2 separate regions of the Homo sapiens genome follow, and region 2 is linked to region 1. The links are chromatin contacts, found by Hi-C in ENCODE. All regions are on one chromosome and are shown on one strand. The core of a region is the stretch at or near the end of the contact, and the rest is flanking DNA. Distances in the headings are between cores, read along the strand shown.

Region 1 (3,524 bases), core at 293-2,792:
CGATCCTTCCGTGGCCACCCCCCCATTCAGCATCAAAGTCTGAGTCTGCGGCCCAGGTTGTGAGGCCCCCTGGGTCTCGCTCGGGCTCTCAGCTTTTCTTCCCTCCCACGCTTCCCCCAGCTTGCTCCGCTCCCACCAGGTCCGGCTCCTTGCTGTTCCTCCAGCGTGCTCAGCACCCTTCTGCCCCAGGGCCTTTGCATGTGTGCCTCCTCCCTCACCTCCTTCTCCATTCGGGTCACCTTCTCAAAGACCTCCCCACCCTCCTCTGTACGGCAGCCCTGCTGGCACCTGCTTCCGTGTCCGGCTTCATTGCTTTTCATAGCACGCGGTGGCTGCTTTACGCGTTGGTTTGTTTGGGGTCTGCCCAAATGCAGGCCAGGGACACTGGGGGCTCGGTTTTGTTCTTGATTTGTCTCCAGGGCTTGGCACAGAGCAGAAGCCAGGAAACGTGGGTGATGGAAGGAAACATGAACAGGGAGACGCAGGACGTGAGGAAAAGGGAGCAGACGCCTTGGCCAGGGGCCCTCTGGGGAGAATCCTCTCATCTGGGGTTAACCATTGTTAGCAGCAAAACCTTTTAAACAAAATCTTACACAGAACCCCACAATACAGTTATCTATTTATTTTGAGACAAGGTCTCGCTCTGTCATCCAGGCTGGAGTGCAGTGGCAGAGTCACGGCTCACTGCAGCCTCAAGCTCCCAGGCTCAAGCCATCCTCCACCTTAGCCCCTCAAGTAGCTGGGACTACAGGTGTGCACCACCATGCCCGGCTTTTTTCTTTTTTTTAAGAGATGGGCTCTCGCTATGTTGCCCAGGCTCGCCCACTCCCTTGTTTTGTTTTGGTCACACAGTTCAGAGAAAATCTTGACATGTGTAAAAATTAGGAATAGGAACAAAAAAAAAAATCAGGTATCCTGTTCAATGAAGCAAAAAAGTCATATGATTTCATTTCCAAACCGTGAAGCTGCATTCGACTGGAACATCCTAAAAGGTAGCACACAACACATCTGACTTTGAGTGGATGTTTTGCTGCATTTTCTAAGCGTTCCAATATCATATTAAAAAGTCGAGGCTGGCTTGCAGACCCTCTGAAGCCCCAGGTGGGGTTGCCAAGTAAAAGAACCCCGGAATAGTTTTTTACGTCTAAGAATGTCTTGTTAAATTTGTATTTCAGGCATGGCACAGACCTAGGCTGAAAAACCGACTCACTGTTTGTCTGAAATTCACGTTGAACCTGGCGTCGTGCACTTCCATTTGCTAAATGTGGCCACCTGGCCCTGTTCAGGGAAGGGGTTTGGGGAACGCGCGGCGGGGTGGGGCGGGGCCTGGGCGGAGCCTGCCGCGCCTGGGCGGGGAGATGGCGTCATCAGACTCTTGGGGGCGGGGCTGCCACGCATGGGCGGGGGCGGGGGCGGGGAGAGAGGGCGGGGTCAGACGTGAGGGGGCGGGGCGGAACAGAACTGGGCGCGCGGGGGCGGGGCCGGGCGCGCCGGCGCACGTGACGGTGGTTGCCAGGGTGAAAGTTCAGCGCGCCGGCGGCACTTCCAACATGGCGGCGGCCGGGGCGGCGGTGGCGCGCAGCCCGGGAATCGGAGCGGGACCTGCGCTGAGAGCCCGGCGCTCGCCCCCGCCGCGGGCCGCACGGCTGCCGCGGCTGCTAGTGCTGCTAGCGGCGGCGGCGGTGGGGCCGGGCGCGGGCGGTGCGGCGCGGCTGTACCGCGCGGGCGAGGACGCCGTGTGGGTGCTGGACAGCGGCAGCGTGCGCGGGGCCACCGCCAACAGCTCGGCCGCGTGGCTCGTGCAGTTCTACTCGTCGTGGTGTGGCCACTGCATCGGCTACGCGCCCACTTGGCGGGCCCTGGCTGGGGATGTGCGAGGTGAGGCGCGCCCCCGCGCGGGGACCCCCCGACCCCCGGGACCGCGGCCTTCCGGGACCCCTTGCGACCGCCCCAGAAGGCGGGTCCCGGGGCCCCTCCCCCGTATTTCTTTCCTTACCGCAGAGCCAGTCCCTGCCCCACAGAGGCACCCGACTCGGACCAACCCTGGCCTTTCCAGGGGCGGGAGACTAAGCCAGCTGCTCCCCATGTCTCTCCCAGTTAATCCCCGTTAGATCCTGACGAGTTGGGCTGTCTGAAGTCAAAATGAAACCATTCTCCCGCAGCCCTCACCGCACGCTTGGGGATAGGGAAGCCCTCCCGTATCCCAGCTCTCAAAATACCTATGTTTTGAGCCCCAAGAACTTCATTGACCTTCCAGGCCTCCTACCCTACCTGTTTCCTAGCGTCCACACACCCCATCCCCAGTGCCCAGAATTCCTGTTCTCTGAGGATCCCTCATTCCTATTCCACACTCGTAGCCACCCCATTCCCTTTGAACCTTCATCATTAACTTTCTGGTTCGGATCGCTGGCCATATAGTGGGTGCTCAAAGTGAACCCACAACTTAGAAGTCCAAATACTCTGGAGACTTCTCTATAATACCCCAAAACAACCTATAAAGCAATTTTTTTAACTCTACAAAGAATTTCATTGGTGGGCTCCTTGATCACAGATGCACAGCCTTTGAGAAATCTTTCACCAAACTGCTGGTAGTGTTCCGCACTTTATTGTTTAGTGCTTTCATCTGGTCGCACGTTGTTAACCAGTCACGAAGTTACTCGCCTGCTCTACAGGTTAGAGTTGGCGTGGGAGGGGGCATTCACAACACCCTTCCCTTAAAATGGTATTTAAATCACTGAAGTAGGAGGTCCTCCCGACCCAGTGAGGTTTGGCAGGACTTCCTGTGTTGTGCTAACCTCAAATTACATGTTTCAGTGGGCAAGATCTGTAACAAATTGCTACTCTTTCTTCCTGCACCTTTGTTTTTATGCCTTACACCCAATCCTGCTGTATTTTTCTCATCGCAAACAGATTTGTAAAGAAACTTTTTTTCAAGTCTAAGTAGGGCTTTTGTATGTTACTGTAAATGGTTATCTTTAAAATGCATTCTCCTCTTAGAGAGCTGGGGCCTTTTGATTCTAATGGATTCCTCCTCTTTGATCTCATGTTTTCTTATGTCCCTGTTGACCTGACTCAGAACTGAGGTCAGAGACTGGAAGAGATGGACAGAAAAACTGTTCAGTGGGGTTTTTAGACACTGCTTTTAGGAAAACAAACAAGTAATTCAATCACGTAGGGAACCCTTCAGTTCTTGTGTGTTATTCAGTGGCAGAAACAGATATGTTCATTAAAATGCAGGTGGCCCTGGCAGGACTTGGTCACTTTTTTTGTGGGTTTTGGTTTTGATTTTTTTTTTTCAGTTGAGTCGCTGAAGTCTAAAGATCGTACCAGATTCAAATATTGCAAATTCTGTAACCGAAGCAGCACATAGGCAGCCTTGAGAACTGTCCCTGGAGCTCAGAAGGAAGGCCCCTCCTGAGAGCCACACAGTAACGTCCATACCCAGTGGTGTGATGAACTCAACTCAGTAAGCCTCCTTTAGTGAGGCTGACTGTCTTCCCAGTCACGACAGGAAGAACAGGCTT
Region 2 (3,563 bases), core at 424-2,923, 750 kb before region 1:
AGCTGAGAGGCTGCAGCATCTGTTCACATCCTGTGGCCCTACACCCAGAACACAGGCCCAGGGGTGTTCCCTGATCCCTTCCCAGGCCAGTGCCAGGAGTCAGAGCCCCACCAGAGCCTCCAACCAAGGGAGCTGTTTATTTGACAGGGAAGGAATTTGAGGAGCCGTGTTAGTCCTGGCCCAGGACAGGCAGGTGGAGGTGGTGGCGGGGGGTCTCTGATGGGGGCCTCAAAGACTGCCTCTCCCCTCATAGGCGGACTCCCCGCGGGGCCACGCTTGTGCTGCACCTTCAGGTCTCATCGAAGTCCACGCCACCAGCTGGTTTCTTACTGGGAGGGAAGAGGGGTGTCACTATGGCACTATGGTGTGGAGAAAGGGGTGGGGTCCAGGATTGGACCCTGGGCGCAGGAAGGGGGCTGTGGGAGGGTACCTCTTGAACCCGGGGTTGATGAGCGACTCTCCTGGACACCGCCTCCTGACTCCAGGTCCAGGGCCACCTCTCTGGGGATCTGGGTCTGGGGGAAAACAGGACAGGGGCAGCTCCTGAACCTGGCAGCATCCCAACCACAACCTTCTCCGAATAGATAGGCATTCTCTCTGGAGCGTGAGTCTTGTTTGGGGGGAAACTGAGTTCCAGGTTAAAGAGCACAGCCCTACTTGAGTCACAGGCGGACATGCCTTACCTGGTAAGAAGAGCTGAGGCCCTGCAGGCCGGGGGCTCTTCCTCGGGCTGACAGCTGTCTCTTCTGCAGCTGGGGAGGAAAGCCCATGGGAACCCCACTCAGTGCCAGGAGTGGGGGCAAGAGCAGGGGACCCCAGTGAAGGTATGAGGTGCCCACCCCCAATCCTACCTGCCAGTCGCCGCTCCAGGCTCCACACGCGTTTTGCCAGGCCCAGTGTCAGCGCCCGCAGCCTGGGGGCTGCCTCTGGGCCTGGTACCTTGGAGAGGTCAAAGGCCAGTGCCGAGGGCCCCCCTGAAAGCGTCAGGGATGCTCTGTCCTCCTGCAGAGTCAGAGCCACAGCTTGCTGCTCACAGGCTGCCCTGGGAGAGGAGAGGTGCGGAGAGCTGTGGCAGACCCTCCTCCTCCCCACCCGTCCTTCCTCCCTGCTTGGGTCTCACCTGAACCGGGGGGTGATGTCCTCAGCCGCACTCAGGCCAAAACGGGCTTTCTAGAGAGCACAGGGGCTTGTCACGAGCTGCCTGGAACCCGAGGCCCACTGGGGGCACCCGAAACCTGCCCGACCCCAGAGCCCTAGCCAATGGGAGGACTACAGCTACAGGGCGGGCAGAGGGTGTCAGAGCCTTCTGGGGAATCCCAGATGTCTGTCGCCCCATAGACGATCTGCACTGCAAGGAGGGGTGTGGCGGCTCCCAGACCCGCCCAGTTACCCACGAGGGCCGCCAGGCTGTCCGGCGTGAAGCAGGTGCTCCAAAGCTCCGCGGCGTCGGTCACGCTGGGGGAGAAGGCCTGTCAGGCGGGGCCGCCCGCGGAGCTCCCTGCACCCCTACCTCCCCGCGGACCCCCACTCACTAGAGGTTGAAGCCGCCGCGGTCCCCCTCCCCGCTTTCCTCCCCTTCGCAGTAGCACACGAAGCGGGGCGGCTCGGGGCCCGGCGGCAGCGTGCAGAGCGGCGGCGACAGCGGATCCATGGCGCCGGGCGAGCGGGAACCCGGCGGGGCGGGGCTTGGGCGCCGGGAGGGGCGGGGCTGTGCGGGCTCAGGGCTCCTGCGCGGAAGAACGACTTCCGGAGCCGGGTGCAGGCCAGTCGCGGGCTTAGGGAGCTTGCGCGGGGCGGAGTCTGGTTGGGGGCGGGGTCTGTGTGTGGAGGCGGGGTTAGGGGCGGGGTTATGAGGGTGGGGGGATTCGGGGCGGGGCTAAAGGCACAGGCCGGGCCGCGCGGACCCGGTACCCGCGCGGGCTTCAGGCGACTAGAGGCCGAGTTTAGTGCGCGGGGCGGGCCGGAGCAGGGCGTCCTGGGTCAGGGATCCAGAGGCCCTGCCCCCAGCGCTGGCCTCGCCGGTCGTGGGCTCCACGGCGCGATCCCGGGCTCTGGCCCTCGCGCCCGCGAGCAGCCCCACTCGAACCTCGCCCCCTCCCGCCCCCGCCCCGGCTCCAAGTCCAGCCGAGTCCAGGTTCCCTCCGTGGCTCTGCGGATACATCCTGGAGCCCCGCCCTTCCATCGTCTTCACACACAAACCGGAAGCTTCCTAACTCTAATCGTAAGAAGTTACGGTTGGTCCGGCAAGGTGACTCACGCCTGTAATCCCAGCACTTTGGGAGGCCGAGGCGGGCAGATTGCCTGAGGTCAGGAGTTCGAGACCAGTCTGGCCAACATGGTGAAACCCCGTCTCTACTAAAAATACAAAAAAATTAGCCAGGTGTGGTGGCGCACGCCTGTGAGGCAGGGGAATTGCTTGAACCAGGGAGGTGGAGGTTGCAGTGAGCCGAGATCGCGCCACTGCATTCCAGCCTGGGCAACAGAGCGAGACTCTGTCTCAAACAAACAAAAAAAGAAGTCACAGTACAGAGCGATCTCCAGGGAAGAAGGCTTCTGCGCTCTCTGTCCCGCGCATGGTATTCCTCCAGCTCCTCCTACGTGCCTGTTGTCCTAGGCCTGGATATCGATCAACAGACAAGGTCTCTGACTCCCTGGAGCTTCTAGGATCCAATAGGAGAGACACCACACTCTCAGGCAGGGCCAAGCGCCAGGAGAAACTGCAGCGGGTGCTATGAGGGCAGGAGGAAGAGGATGGCTCCCACCAGGGACAGGGAGATCCCAGGCGGAGGCCTGGCCACATAAATAATGGTTCTGTTCAAGGCTCGGCAAGAAGGCCAGGTTGGCAGCATGGTGCTGTGGGGAGGGCCAGTGGGTCTGTAAGCTACGCTTCCATATCGGAGTGCTCCCACAGCAAGCCTGCCTCACCTCCTCCTGCTTCCCAGTTCACTCCCAGTCCTGGCTCCTGCCCCCTGGGCCTCTGCACATGCTGCTGTTTCTGCCTGGCACATCCTTTCCCCAGACTCACATGCTTCCTTCAGGTCTTTACTCAAAAGTCACTTTAGTGAGACCTTCCCTGGTGTTGTTCTGACATTGCAGCATGCTGCCCAGCTCTCACATCCCTCTCTCCTGTCATTTCCCTATTTTTCACACTTCTCACTGTAGAAAGTACACTTTGGCTTGCTTTATTCTGGCAGCTAGCTCCCTGTTATACCCTCCTGGGTTTAGACTTTTCTGCACTCCCCTCCCCTTGGGCTGGACTTTATTAATGACTTGCTTCTGGCAACTAGAATAGGACAAAATTGCTCTTGAATTGCTGGGTGTGACATGAGGCAGCCCTAAGGGGATGACCATGGCCAGCAAGGGAACCGGGAAGCTGACGCCCCAGCTGAGCCTTCCCATGAGACCACATCATCGGCCGGCAGCTTGACCACAGCCTCCTGAAACTTTGTGTCAAAGGCCCAGAGTCCTGCCTGGCTGACACTGGGAGATAATGCATGCCTGCTGGTTAAGCAGCTGCATTTGGGGTAACCTGTCACTCTGCAGTAAGTGACCACCAATACACT

Evidence for each region. A loop is a pair of places that touch in the nucleus more often than their neighbours do. Pooled maps may share reads with other maps.
Region 2: a loop to region 1 is called in a pooled map, with 11 times the contacts of the local background. The contact joins the promoter of PAXX here to the promoter of QSOX2 in region 1. A Hi-C loop is called at or near these places in 6 of 50 pooled maps.

The regions. Positions count from the first base shown.
Region 1 is chr9:136,243,830-136,247,353 of GRCh38, reverse strand. QSOX2 (quiescin sulfhydryl oxidase 2) reads left to right here and starts at 1,542. Exons shown (of 12, transcript NM_181701.4): 1 at 1,542-1,878. The coding sequence starts at 1,551. RefSeq lists silencers at 1,305-1,574, 1,605-2,014.
Region 2 is chr9:136,990,532-136,994,094 of GRCh38, reverse strand. It overlaps PAXX (PAXX non-homologous end joining factor), which reads right to left and starts at 1,673. Exons shown (of 7, transcript NM_183241.3): 1 at 1,533-1,673; 2 at 1,395-1,455; 3 at 1,121-1,170; 4 at 852-1,042; 5 at 684-752; 6 at 431-515; 7 at 119-329. The coding sequence starts at 1,651. The coding sequence ends at 290. RefSeq lists an enhancer at 938-1,480 and silencers at 1,438-1,817, 1,828-2,117.